Regions from separate parts of the Homo sapiens genome. Here region 1 is linked to region 2. The links are chromatin contacts, found by Hi-C in ENCODE. All regions are on one chromosome and are shown on one strand. The core of a region is the stretch at or near the end of the contact, and the rest is flanking DNA. Distances in the headings are between cores, read along the strand shown. Region 1 overlaps THRB (thyroid hormone receptor beta). Region 2 overlaps THRB (thyroid hormone receptor beta).

Region 1 (7,651 bases), core at 192-2,691, 77 kb before region 2:
TGTTTATTAATGAGCTTTTTAGTTGGAAATTCTCAGTTCATATATTTCCTGTCTGTGGCATCTCCCATGTGTCTCCCTGAAGCCTTTCTCAACTGCTCCCCTTCTAAAGAGGAAAGGCTCAATGGCCTATATACACCCAACCTTGAGCACCGTCATGGCAGGAAACAGATAACAGTGTTTTTATAGGTCACTAGGATTTATCTTTATTCATATTTCCATTTCTCACTTCTAAGAACTAGCCTTTCCATGATCACCGTGATCACAAGGCTAAGAGATAGGTAACATAGTCTCTTTGCAAATACAGTAGGAATATCCCACTGAGCATGTTTTCATTAAGACAAATCAGTAAATACCATTAGATTTAAAGGATTAGATTTATTAGCGTTTCTGGTGATCCTAACAAGTGCAGAGATGATGAGCAAATATAATTTTACTACATTTATCCAAATACCTGCACAAACAATCTTTTCTTATTTTTATTTGTCATATCAATCTTAAATAATCATGAGTAATTTTACACATTAGAAAGTGGGAACTGGAAAAGTGTGATTTTTTTTCTAAACCTTTAAGAGACAGCTGGGCTGAGAGAAAACAATAATGCCCCTGCCTGATTCAGTTTCTGCCTCACTCACAGTGAATTTCTCAGGAGCCCAAATTACTGGAGGATAAAATTGGTCTAATTCAACCTTGCAAACAAAAGGAGAAAAATTGGTCAAAGAATCAGCAAATTGGGACATTGAGAGGCTATATGAGCTTTTTCTTTAAGCTTTGCCACTGGATTCCTGTATCTCTCATTTTACACCTTTTCTTTGTTGCCTTGAATAAGTCACTTTTGTAAATTACCATTAAACCTGTTATCTAGCTGACTGTGGAAAGTCCCTTATTTCATAGACTCATGGAATTTTGCCACTAGAAAGAGCCCTAGAAGGTCTCTCTTCTCAGTGTACAGGGAGGAGGAGGGAAGGTAAGAGATTGGCCCAAGACACAGCTTTTTAACAAGGAGCCAGGACTATCAATTTTCAGCTATCAAATGTTGACTCTCTCACTAGAAAGTTACATTGTGGGTCACAGTGTAGCATGTGTGCTAACTTGAGCATCTAAGGCTCTATCAGAACTATTGTTGTTAATAATCCAGAACTAAAACACTTCTGAATTTCACCATATCAGGTTTGCAAAATCCTTTTGACAGAGCTAAATCCAAGGGCACAAATGAAATCACCACAGCCACATCTCTATTTCCCCATCCCTAGAACAGACTCACTTCCTGTAGCACACATAATGCCATCAGCCCCTCACCCTTACATCACTTAGCTTGAATGACAACATTTTTATAGACCTATGCCAAAGAGGACAGTCACTGGCCCAACTTGGGTCATGTGCCCCTCCCTGTGTCCAAGAAATAGGACATCCTATTTCCTTTGGTCACTTGGCCACTAGTAAGAATGGGCCCTGGCTGAACCAAATGGAATGTGCTCCCTGGGGGACAGAAAGATTCTCTTGCTATGAATTTGTGTTCTTAAAAGTAGGAGACAGGGAGGCCGAGGCAGGAGGATCACTTGAGCCCAGGAGATCAAAACCAGCCTGGGCAACAAAGTAAGACCCATCTCTACAAAAATTAAAATAAAAAATAAATTAGCAAAGTGTGGTGGTGTACACCTATGGTCCCAGCTACCTGGGAGGCTGAGGGGAGAGGATTGCTTGAGTCTAGGAGGCCAAAGCTACAGTGAGCCGCCATCATGCCACTGCACTGTAGCCTAAGTGACAGAGTGAGACCCTGTCTCAAAAAGAAAAAAAAGTATGAGACAGATATTTTGGGCAGGCAGAAACAGCAGCTATTCACTTTAGATGTCAGCCAGATCACATATGTAGTAATTTTTTATTTTATGGTGGACACTGTAGTGTAACAATGTTAAAACTTTAGATGTCATTGTCTTCCTTTAAAGAGTAATGAGTTTTGTTCTGGCAGGCATTTAATTTTCTGGCAGATCAGCTGGAAATAGTGGAGGCCTGGTTTTAGATTCTCTTAGGGCAAATCTAGAGTGATCTTTATTTTAGGATTAGAGTAGTCCTTCTAAGGCATTGCCTTTTTTTGGAGTCTCAGCTGAATCTTGAGAGTGTTCAGCAACGTCTCTTTTCCTTGGCTGGTTGGAACTCCAACATCTGACCTTTTGTAGCCCTCAAACACCCTTTTCTGCTCACAGAATAGCTGTTTGGGGTAGGTCTCACATATGATTTTCTTAATATTTGTCTAAAGGCTCAAGAAACCCCCTATACATGTTTCTAGAGTTCTTTTCTTGTGCAGCTTCCTCTCTAATACTTTGCTCCACAAATTCCTACCATATCTGCCACCCAAAAATCAGGTCTCAGTTTTCTTCACCCAGCTGCTCTCTGGGTTCCACTTCCCCAGGTTGCAATTTGAAAAGTGCCCCAAGGCAAAAAGCCAAGGTAAACATAAAGCTTATCTCCTGTGTCTTCCTCCTCTCAAGGATCACAGCCGTGGACTGTTGTCTAGTGCCTAAAATTGTGGCTTCAAATATTTGTGTCCATGTTTATAGTTGTTTACGTCCCTTTCTCCATTATAGACACACTTAAAACCTTTTTTTTCAATATACTGCAACTGAAGCACACATAAATTTGATCACTCGCCAAGCTTGGCTCTATCTACAAAGCTACTTCATATTTACAGAAAGTTTTCTCAAATACTGAGGACAAGTTTTGGCCTCTAGAGGAGTTATAGGAGCTGATAACTTAATCTGGGGGTAAATCCTTTGTGAGAAATGAATAATTCAATCCTTTCCTAATTTGTCTATATTTCTGTAAATTATCTCCTTATTTTCTTTTAAATTGGGATATGGTCATCTGTTGAAACAATTTTGTAGAAGTAGGAAAAGAAAAAGACTTGGGATCAGAAGATCTGGATTCAAAAAAGAAAAGAAAAGAAAAGAAAATCAAATTCCAGCAGACCTCAATGTCCCTGGGCTTGAGGTTGCCTGTCTGTAAAGTGAGGTAAAAATAGCAACTTTTCAGGGCTGTGATGATGTTGAGAATATATTCCACTCTTGTTATTTTCTATCAGTAGTAGTCTGGGGGGGTCTAAGAAAATTTAGCTTTAAAGGACATTTTAGCATATTCCTTGAGTTAGTTTTTCTTTTATTCTGTATATCAATATAATTAGTAATATTTATTAATATTATATGTCTAACTAATATATTAATATTATATGTCTAACTATAATATATTAATATTATATGTCTAACTATAATATATTAATATTATATGTCTAACTATAATATATTAATATTATATGTCTAACTATAATATATTAATATTATATGTCTAACTATAATATATTAATATTATATGTCTAAATATAATATATTAATATTATATGTCTAAATATAATAATATATGTCTAAATATAATATATTAATATTATATTTCTAAACATTATATTAATAAAATGTTTGAACATGAAGTGTTTTGTTACAACAAAGCAGCCAAATCCAAAACTGTAATTTAAAAGATAGTGTATGCTGCTTTAAAACATGGCTCTTAGCACTTGGCTTTCTGTATAGAAGTTTGCATTCCATTTCTCTCTCTCTTTTTTTAAATCGTCAGTCATAAAACCTGAGCTTTTATAAAAGGAAAGTAACAGAATGAAAAAAAACTGTGCCAAAGAATTAGTGTATTTGAGTTTTGTGTCTCTAGTGTTTAACAGTTTTATAATCCAGGTTTATAACTTGTTGAGAACAATAGACTATTTTAAGCACATTTGCTTTGCTAAAGATTAACTTTTTACATGCCTGGTAAGTATGGTGAAATTTAAGCTTTGAGAGTAATAGAGAGGAATATTTTCCATCTCTGCCTGCATTTTTTAGTAAGGATTTTTCAGTAAGGCACTAACAGCTATTCTCAATGTGTTGCATTTATTAGCAACCAACATGATTCAAGCATTTTCTCTTAGTACACATCATCTTAAAAGACAGTGAAATGGGGAGGCCTTGATAAGCCCAAAACTAAATTTTAGCCTCACTTTATATCTTCATCAAAATCTAGAAAAATGCAAAATATTTAATAATCCTTATCCTAATAGATATTAGTTTTCCAACCTTGATTCCACAAATGCTTTAATTCATAGTCATTTTATATGGTTTGAATATTTTAAAGATATTTAATTGCATTTTAAATAATAGTATCAGCCCTGAAGTCTATTTATGTTAACAAGAAGTTATGTAACATTTTAGTCGTCTTTAAAACAACATTGTAAATACACGTACATAAGCAAACATATAGCTAAATGTTTTATACATAAATACAAACATTTAAATACTTTAAACCATAACAGTAATAGACAATATATATGTATTCTCTTCCTATGTATTTTTGCATTGTAGCTTCAGGATGAATATTTGTCTAAAAATATGTTCTTGAGTATAAGTCTGTCTTTATATGCTTATAATGTTGTCTCTGACAATATTTAGTACTTAATATTGGTTCTGAGTGGAGCCTACATTAATATAGCATAGTACAAACTAAATCTACACCACTTGGCTCAGTACATTCCCTGTACGTCTCTTTTCTACTGAAAATAATTGAATTATTTTGGCTACTTAAGACATTTTTCTTTGTTTTGATGAAAGAAAAATATCAGCTGAATTAAATTTAATGGAGTTTAATTCAGCAATGGACGATTCGTGAATTGGGCAGCCCCCAGAATCACACCAGATTCACAGAGACTCCAGCACAGCCATGTAGTGAAAGAAGATTTATAAACCAAAAAAAAAGGGAAATGATGTACAGAAATTGGAAGCGAGGTACAGAATGGCTGGATTGGTGATAGCTTAGCGTTTGCCTTATTTGAACACAGTTTGAACACTCAGCAGTGTATGAATGGTTGCAGTATGGCCACTGGTATTGGCCAAGACTTAGCGATTGTTACAGGCTCATACTCCTAAGTTAGGTTTTCAATCTGACTATTAAGCTAGGTTACAGTTCATCCACAAGGACTCAAGTATAGAAGTACGGAATCCTTCTCAGGCCATATTTAGTTGGCTTTAACAGTTTTTTCAGCCTTTCATGTGGAATGCAGTATGAAGTGGCTGCATATTTGTAGGTCTGAAAACCTGGTGCTTATTGTTATTCCCAGCCGCTTCATCTATTTTCATAGAGGGCTCATCGAGGTCTGTGTGGCCTATGATAGTGTCATGCCAGCAAGTGTGGGAAGAGTAGTTACCTTTGTGAACTTGTTCAGGCAGCCAGAAGTCATGGCTGGCCTCCAAGATGTCAGCTGAGGACCTGGAGTGTCTGCATGTTTGGGAAGTCATATGATAGAAAAATCTACATGGTACTGAAATACCCAGTGCCTTTCAGAAAGGATCAGACTGGGGTTAAAGGGCCTGCGTTGACTTCAGTTTGCATACACGTTCTTTATTTTCAGTGTGTTTGCACATACATTATCTCTCCAGATCGTGAGAAAAGAGCAGCCAGAGGCTCCTTCAGTTTATGAGAGCCAGTAACTCTCACCAAAGAGCTTTGTTTGAAAATTAACAATCTAGACTTTGGTCTTTGTTGGGGTTTTCTAACTTTTTTTTTAAGTTGTAGAACCCTCTTTCCAAATGAAATCTTAATCTGACTCCCAGTATGTAAAACAGTGGAATACAAAGGGTTTTAATTCACATTTGCTGGGGGACTCCAGAGTCTTGCCCACTTAGGCTGATCTCTTTCTATGTTGCTAGGCCCCTCGGCCCCTTGAGGCTCCATGGAGCATAGTCTAAAAACCACGACAAAAACAGGCTTTGTGGAATGTCTGTTGGCCCACAACATTCTCTCTTTTGATATTCTATATTGCTTCTCATAGGTGTTCTGAACTCTGCCACATTTTTCAGAAGTCTTTGTTTTTTATGGTGATAGACTAAGCATCCTGGTGCAGTAGGGAAGCATTCCAGTCTTGACTCCAGCTCTATGTACTGTGTGACATTGAGCATGTCATTTAATTTCCTGAGACATTGGACTCTCCTGTCTGTAAAATGGGGATGGTTAGAGAAGCATGGAAAAACCTGGAGACCTTTGGCTAGAAGATATTATGTGAATGGGATTGACTGAAATGAGCTGTTGATCTCCGACTCATCCCTATGTAAAGGAACAGCCCTGGATTACTTCAGGGCCACCTTCTCTAGTACACTTGATTGTAACCAGAGTAGGATGATCAAAACTTGAGCATGTCAATGGATGCAGAAGAAATGTCTCTGACTGATTTTCTTATAAGGGAACTCCATATTGTGCATGCTTATACACGTAAGGCATCCTCTCCAGGACATGGTGATAGATATGTGTTTAAATTAACATCATAAATACTTAATTTCATGGCATATAAAGAACACTGGGGTAGGGGTCGAAGGATAAGAGAGCCAGTTTTGTACATCTCATCCTAACTCTGCATGTGGTAACATCATGTTGGTAGCTTGAAATTAGCTGTGGTAGAATTACTATCACCTGAAAATCAGCAAATACTATAAATTGGGGTTTTGGGAGGGGGAGCACACCATTGTAGAATGATTTGAATTATACACCCAGTACTCCTACTCCTAAATATTTTAAGCCTCAGTGTTCTCATGTATTAAATATGGAAGACAATACCTGCTCCATCTGTCTCACAGATTTGTCATGGAAGTCCAAATATGTGTGAAGGTACCAAAGCAAAACAGATGCCACTGGAAGTGGCAGCATTATGATTTCCGGTGTTATTGGGGGCATAGAGAAAGAACAAGAGGAGCAAGCATGAACTGACCCTGTTTTCCCTCAAGAAACAGAATAAGTGCCACTCACGTCTTATAAACACAAAATTGTATATACTTTTGAAGAATCATAAATATCAAATGTAGGTTGAACTACCTTGAAACATATTTAGAACCATTCTTTAAAATGGAACTATAGACTAATATAAGAAAATGCCTTCAACGCCTCCAAGGGTTGGGACCACTGAATGTAGCAATACATTGAGCACCAGCTTCCAAAGTGTCCTGCTTCCAGCCCTGGAGATGCTTCTGCTAGTATTCTATGACAACACACATGAGGAGCTGAAACTGCATTTCTCCTTAGTGAAGGGGCTAGAAGCTAGACAGTCTTTGACATTATGGCCAACACTCATCCACACTAGGATGTGGGTGGAACGGTAACCATGAGTAATTCTGACACTGCCGGCATTTCTACAGAGGCTTTTAGATGAAATCTAAAGGAAACTTCCCAAATAATATGGTTTACAGGTAAATTATTATTATTAATAAGATAATACATAAAATCTCCATCAAGTATACTTCAAGGAATGTGATATTCTTTACCTGAAGACATGGTAGGAATCATGTCTGAAACATAATGTTATGTTTAATAGTTGTATTTTCAATTATAACCTTTCTCTTTTATGTGGACCTATGCTCTGGATGATGTTACCTAGGTTCTAGAATTCTTGGGTAAAAATATCTTCATAAGTATTGCAAAGGACAAACCTATACCTTTTTGGGAGGAGTGCTTTAATCTTAAGCTAAGTTTGTCAGTTTGGATGTCTGCCTAATGTAGATAGGTGTTCTAACCACTCTATTGCTCAGAAATATACTATACAGGTTAAGAGAATGGATTTAGGAATCAGAACTGTCTT
Region 2 (7,477 bases), core at 1,233-3,732:
ACTTGAGGTTTGTGACAAATTCTGCTGTGCAGACAACTGTGACAAGCACATTCCAGTTCAGGAAGAGTGAACAGCAAGTTCAAAGGCCTTGAGACACGGTTGTATGTGGTATACTTTATTTACAAGAATTATCAATTACAAATGGAGATGGAATTTTCACCATAACAACATAAATTTTAAAAGACTTAATAAGATACAACAAGAAATGATTATTTAGAGGACATAAAACAAAATCTATAAAAACCCAGGGAAACTATTTAAAAAACAAAACAAGAACAGAGGCTAACTTGTCTTTTACCAGGTACTTGAATGTGTAGAAGTGACTATATCAAAACAACTGGATATTGGCAAAGGAGTAAACAAATTGATCAGTACAACAGAATGGAGGGTACATCTAGAACGGTTGTTGCCCTACTTGCTAATACATTCAAAAGTAAATGATAGGTGGATAATGGTACACATTAATTTAAATTAAGCAGCAAACATGTATTGATTTGCTATTGCTGCCATAACAAATTATCACCAACCTAGCGGCTTAGCCAACACCAAGTTAGGGCCTTGCAGTCTGTAGGGAAGAAGTCTGATACAGGCTTCACAAGGGCTTAGGTTTCAGCCTGGAGCCTCTGAGGGAGAATCAACTTTCTTGCCATTCTCAGAGGTCAGCCATACTCCTTGGCTTCCTTCCTCCATCTTCAAAGTCAACAATGTTGCATCTCTCCAACCCTTCTTCCATAGTGACATCTGCCGCTCAAGGATTCAGGTGACTAGATTGGGCCTACCTGGATAATCCAGAATAATATCCCCATCTCAAAATCTGTACCCTTAATCACATCTGCAAAGTCCCTTTTGCCATGTAAGATAGCATTTTTACAGGATTCGGCAATAAAGTCATGGACTTTTTGGGGAACCATCTTTGTGCCTACCACAAACATTTTAGAGAAAATTTGGGAGAATAATTTTATACCCCAAGTGTCAGGGAAATGTTTATAATCAATACAGAGCTAATTAATAAGGGATAGATAAAAAGATAAGCATACTGTACCATGTAATTTTTTAATTGCATGACCAAACATATCATAAACAAACTAAAAAATACAGGCTAGATAGGTGTCTTACAACATGTGGCAAAGTGTTAATGTCTGCTTTGCCACAGCATTCATAAGAATCAGTAGGGAAAATGGGGAAAAGATATAAGTAGTTAACTCACAGAAAAGCACATTCAAATGATCATTAAAACCACATGAAAATACGCTCAACCTCAGAAGTTTTCAGACAAACACAAAAGTTTATGGTAACAATGAGTATATTTAGTTTCCTAGGGCTGCAGTAACAAATTACATGAGCTTGGTGGTTTAAAACAACAGGAATATATGCTCACAGTTCTGGGGAGAAGAAGTTTGAAATCAAGGTGTTGACAGGGCCACACTCCCTCTGAAGGCTCTAGGAGTGAATCCCTCCCTATCTCTTCCAGAGTCTGGTGGCTCCTGGTGTTCCTTGATTTATGAATGTGTAATTCCAGTCTCTGCCTCCATCTTTACCTGGCCCTCACCGCTTCTCCCTGTGTCTCCCCTCTGTGTGTCTCTTATAAGGACACTTGTCATTCAATTTAGGGCCAGCCAGATAAGCCAGGATAATTTCATGTAGAGATCCTTAATTATATCTGCAAAGACTCCCTTTCCAAATTAGGTCATATTCATAGTTTTGGGGGATTACCACATGGACATATGTTTTGGGGGTCCACCATTCAGTCACTACAATGAGATACCCCTCCCATCAAATTAGTAAAATTTTAACTTTTTTCATTGACATATACAAGCTTGTAATATATTCCAAATACAAATCTACCAAATATATGTATTACAGATTTAAAAAATAATTAGCAAATATTTCAAAGGAGCGATAATATCCACCACTGCAGTTAGATGAAGAGATGGGGGGAGTCTAATACATTCCTGTGGTCTTTGAACTTTTGAAAAGCAATCTGGCAAACTCTATTAATAAAAAACACAGGGAGATATCATATATGACCCAGCTTTTGGAAGCTAGCCCATAAAAATAAAAGCATTGATATGCAAGATTCTGTGTACAGGAATTTTATTGCATCATTGTTGTAGGGAGGGAAAGAAGAATCTGGAAACCAAGCGAATGCCCAGAAATTGGGGAATAGTTGGGAAATAAATGTGGTGCACGTGTATCATGGATATTATATACTGTATGCATAGAGATTCGAGAACTACATGGATGGATGAGTATTAGGTTTTATCATGGCCAGAGTGGTTGGTAGATCATGCAAGAATCCATGTTTGAGGGTTTAAGTGAAAAAAATTCCTTTCTTTTGAGTCGCAACACCTGGAATAGTGTATCAACTTTGTCCTTAATTCCTGGTGTAACTGAGCAAAGTCACGTGTAACCAGCCACCCTGGGTCTCTGGTTGCTCAGCCTCAGGTGAGGAGGTGGCACTGCCTGTGAGTATATGCTAAATTCCAGGAGTAGCAAAGTGTTCTGCCCTCCCTCAGGCATAGGGAAAATATTGTTTTGTGTTGGCTGGACAGATCTAGAGATGTAATCGGTGGCTTTTGAAGAGTCATTGCTGAGTAAGTGAGAAAAATTTTATGCCATTTAGTCTAGGAATTGAGAGTCAGTGTTGGGATGTGCAACTCAAAGCTGTCCTGCTCCTCTTTCCTGTAATTCCCCTGGAGTATTTTCAGCAATAGGAACACACTGAAAAAGTACACTGCTTCCTCCTCCAGAGAAAACCACATGCATTTAAAGGTATAAACTCTGGTATGTTTGCTAAAAAAAAAAAAATAAATAAATAAATAAATAAAAAAGCATACTTCCCCAGAAGCCTCAAGGCTTCCTGGAATTTCTGTTAAGAATTCAGATGTACTGATGATAAATTTCTAAATACCACAATTTCAGCCAATTCTGTTAACAAATAGGAAAAAAAAAGAAAGTTTTTATGACCACAGAAACTGTTTTAAAAAATTGTGGGGGAAATGCAGTTACACTTGGTAATCTGTGAAAAACAGAGATCAGATAGAGTTCTTGATCTTTTCAAATTTTTTGCATATTGTATAGGATACAGCATCGGGTCTGTACCAACTACAGGACACTTACAAATAAGTTATTCACATTAAATTTCTTGAAAAGCATCCAAAGATCAAGTTACTCATTCTCCTTCCCCCAGGCAAGGCTGGAGAACTACACAGCCCAGGCTCTTTAAGGTCTTTCTTATTTTTAAAGAACTCTTAGTTATAATGCATGATTCTTAGTTTCCTCTACATTTTTATTTTATTCTACAGTGAACCTGAATTACTTTTCTTTTTTTTTTTTTTTTTTTTTTTTATGAGACTGAGTCTCACTCGGTCGCCCAGGCTGGAGTGCAGTGGCACTATCTCGGCTCACTGCAAGATCAGCCTCCCGGGTTCACGCCATTCTCCTGCCTCAGCCTCCCGAGTAGCTGGGACTACAGGCGCCCGCCACCACGCCCAGCTAATTTTTTTGTATTTTTAGTAGAGACGGGGTTTCACTGTGTTAGCCAGGATGGTCTCGATCTCCTGACCTCGTGATCCGCCCGCCTGGGCCTCCCAAAGTGCTGGGATTACAGGCATGAGCCACCGCGCCCGGCCTGAATTACTTTTCTAAGCAGAAAAAAAAATATTAACTTAAAAAACTTATCTATGTGATTTGAGAACTATAGTTCATAAAGTATTTTGGAATGAATTTTTAAAAAACAATCAAATGAGTCACAATCCATAATCATGTCTAGAGACCCTTTTTCATGCTGATTTCTTACAGGAGGTTACAAAGGTGAGAGACGGTGTGCATGCAGCAATGGAGGGAAAGGCCTTCCATGTAAGAGGAACATGAGGCCAAATCTTGGCAATTCACTTCCTCCCTAAGGCTCTATTTTTCCATCTGTTAAGTAGAGATGACGATAATTCTTATCTGTACAGAGTTGTTACAAGGCTTAGGGTAAAAAGTATTTGAAAATTGTACCCAGTAACTAACAATCTATGAAAATCAGAGACGGTATTTCTTCCTGGCCTCGTTTTCTTCTTCCTTGTTTAAAATAATCATAAACAAATGCAATACAAGATGTGTTAGGCCATTTGTCCTCAAAATACTATTGGCCTCTTAATTATATCTGAATAATTATTTGCATGAAATTAAGTCAACTTTACTGCAATTGTACCGAATTGGAACAAATAAAACTTCAGGTGGGAGAAATGTTAGAATCAGGTTTGTGGTTCCCATGGGGCGTGGATAGTACCTAGAAGGGAGGGATTGTAGGGGACTGGTAAGCTTCAGATTTTTGATCTGGGTGCCAGTGACACAATTTGTGATCCTTTCTCAAGGCACTCACTTTCAATCTCTGCATGTGTCTATTTTTAAGTATGTGACACTTTAATAAAAAGTTGAAACCAAAATAAATAAATAAATATCCTCTATGTAGTCTTTAACGGACCTATTTTCATTTTCTCACATTTCATATGCACAACATTAAAGAAGAAATAGAAATTCGATGCTTTAGAACAAGGTTTTCAACTAAGGGCTGGAATCAAACTGACCTAAGAGTTTATTAGAAAGTAACATGAAAATCTGCCCCCCAGAGATGGTGATTGAGTAGATCTGGGGTGGGGCCTAGAAATATGTATTTTTTAAATTCAAAAGTTAGGAGCCACTGCTCTGAAGTCTAAAGCACGGGCCCTTACACGTGCTACAAGTTGGAATCACCTGAGGCATTTAAAATGCATTATGGGCTGGGTCCAAACCCACAGCTTCTGATTTAATTGGTCTGGGATGTGTGACCCGAGCATCCAGGTTTTTTAAAGCTCCCAGGTGATTATAATGTGCAGCATCAAGTGTGGAACAGCTCTCTAAAACAGAGGGAAGGAGTTTGGAAGTCTGTTGTAGCTACTTAACAGCAGGCGAGAACAGTGAGGGAACCTCACATCATTTAACTGCCTCAAGACGAAGCCGCCAGCATCCCACCATTTCCCTGGCCTGTGGATGCCACGTAAGGCAAGTGCTTACTATATGTTTCTGTAATGAGTATGCATTTGTTTATAGGGCCTTCATAACTCGTCTGGGTCATCACCATCTTTTTAGCCTGTAAATTTCTAAATGGCAGGGGCAAGGACAGGAGAACTGCTTTGTAAAAGCAACTAAGTGCTACAATGAAATAGATGATCACAATAATGCAGAAATTCCTTTCTGCAGCTCGCCAGAGAGGCAAACTCCAGCATTTTATATTTCATCTGCCCCCAGTGACTTCACTGTAGGAAGAGGAAATGCAGAAAAACAAACGTCTTGAAGACTGAAAGCCTGTTATTCAAAGAGGTTAGCAGTAGACTGTTGGAAGTAAGGTATGTATTCCAAGATTCAGTCTGTGTGGTGATAAGAAATGGTTGTTTTGATGGAAAAATTTATGCTTCCTATTACTCACTCATCACTTACACTTCTTATTAATTCATTGTCTCCTTTCTAACCCATGGATACTACCTGGCATTCAGTGCCTTCAAAAGATGTCTTCCCTCAGATATGCCTTGTGATTTCTCATACTATACGGGTAGAGTTAAATGGGGTTAGAAGTACTAGGGCCACTCATTGTTTATGAAGGAAGTGAAAGTTGCTCCTTGAAATCAACAAAGATTCAGAACCCAAAGTTTGAATCATTTTACCTATTTGAGAAATCACCTTGCTAAAGGGCTCTTCGGCAGGAAGTCACAAAATCAGTACTCAGTTCTTGCTGAGTTCCCTGAAACTCAAACCTAAAGTGTGTGGATAGCCCTATTTAACTGACATCCCTTAAGGAGCCATGCTCCTCTGCCAGGAACATCCTCCCCCTCCTTGGTGCTGGAGTTAACTCCTGATCACCCTCCACAGGATACCTCCTTTATGCTCTCCCGGCTCACCAGAAAGGAGGACAGGGCTTGCTCTGTTCTCTGTACTCTTACAGCACTTTTGTTCCTGTACTGGTCATAGGATGTGTCACAGTGTGTTATAAATATTTATCTTCTGGTCAGGCTCTTCTGTTAGACCTAGGCTTTTATTACTGGAGGGAAACTTACTCATATTCTCAGCCTCTGAACTCAGTCCTGTGCCTTGGCACATAGTAGGGGTCACACCACGTAATTGCAGTAGACGGTGTTTGCAAAAGAATTGCCCGTCCTAACAATGTGGCCATATTTATTAGCAGGAGCTTTGGGAAGTCAAGCTTCTAACCGAAGCCGACATTATCCTAAAATAGGAAGCCACATCAACGCTGCCTTTTGACTCAATAAATGTCAGATCTTATTCCATCCAAATAACTCTTGACTCTCCAACTGAGCTCTAATGGAAGATCAAAGAGCCTCTGAGAGCTGGTCCTTTTCTCCATTTCAAGAAGTGGGTTAATGCTTATAGTTAATTCTAAGCTCTTGACTCTAGGCTGGAATGGCAATAAAGGCATATCTGACCTTTAATTCTAAGTAAAATAAAAAGACTGGAGAGTTGTTACAGAGGCAAATGTAGGAAAGAGAAAACTAAGTGGAAATTTGGGGTAGGAGGAGCAAATAATCTTTAGATCAGAAGGACCTAGATCACCTATCTGTGCTGTCCATTACTGCAGCCACTAGCCAAAGGTGGTTAAATGTAAATTAATAAAATTAAATAAAATTAAATGGTTGGTAGCCACACAGGGCTAATGGCTCCCATATTGGAAAGTGCAGATGTAGAGCATTGACATTATCACAGAAAGTTCTATTGGACAGTGCTTGATAAATTCCATCGCTTTACAGATAGGGAACCTGACAGCTGGAGAAGTTCAGTGACTGACCCAAGGATTCATACATAGTTGGCCTAGACCTGAGACCCAAGCCTCAGGAACCCCAAGCTGGCCTCATTAACACTCTGTGATACGGGGTTTTCCTAAGCCAAAGAAAATGAAGAGGGCTAACAAGTTTCAATTGAATTCAAAAGTGCAGAGTAGCCATTAAGTAGTGTTATACAGGCAAACTTACTGAAATAAAATTTGCAAGCAAAAAACTCCTGGCACAATAATTGTCTTAAGTGGAAAACTTAACTTCTGAACAAAAACTTGTCTTTGTACTTAAGTCAAAACACTAAGTTATGTCACAGTAAAAAGTACCATTCAATCACTCAATTTAATGTCAGGTGAAGCAGTTGCATACTAATCAATAACCTCAGATGCACACATTTGTGCCTATTTAAATGCCTGCCCTAGTAATCCTATACTGTATTATTGTGTAGTAAAATAGTCCCCAAAGAAAAATGTACCTTCTTGCATCTTCGAAGTATACATGCATGTGGTTAGGGCTATCACTTACCATCTTTAGATATTAATTACTTGGCTTTTCCAAATGTTGTGAAATGTTTTTTCATATTTCTATCTTGAGCTAGTTTCGATAATACAATGCTGTGCCTATGTTTGACCTCCTATAAAGAATATCAGCCCCCGTTATATATTTAA

What was found. Hi-C counts contacts between places; a loop is a spot of excess contacts on that map. Pooled maps may share reads with other maps.
Region 1: a loop to region 2 is called in a map of gastrocnemius medialis, with 2.6 times the contacts of the local background. The contact joins two enhancer-like sites. A Hi-C loop is called at or near these places in 5 of 168 maps with a recorded cell type or tissue (PC-9, gastrocnemius medialis, prostate gland and 2 more) and 1 of 50 pooled maps.

What each region holds. Positions count from the first base shown.
Region 1 is chr3:24,371,086-24,378,736 of GRCh38, reverse strand. The region is part of intron 1 of THRB (thyroid hormone receptor beta); the gene reads left to right. Among named protein-coding and RNA genes, the nearest start is that of THRB-AS1, 120 kb to the left of the region's middle. Within about 2 kb of position 1,441, at least 6 of the 41 ENCODE cell types and tissues checked have a DNase peak (open chromatin) inside an H3K27ac peak, as active enhancers do; they include gastrocnemius medialis, where a contact is called at or near this core.
Region 2 is chr3:24,295,121-24,302,597 of GRCh38, reverse strand. It overlaps THRB (thyroid hormone receptor beta), which reads left to right. Exons shown (of 11, transcript NM_001354712.2): 3 at 5,227-5,372. Among named protein-coding and RNA genes, the nearest start is that of THRB-AS2, 150 kb to the right of the region's middle. Within about 2 kb of position 2,482, at least 6 of the 41 ENCODE cell types and tissues checked have a DNase peak (open chromatin) inside an H3K27ac peak, as active enhancers do; they include gastrocnemius medialis, where a contact is called at or near this core.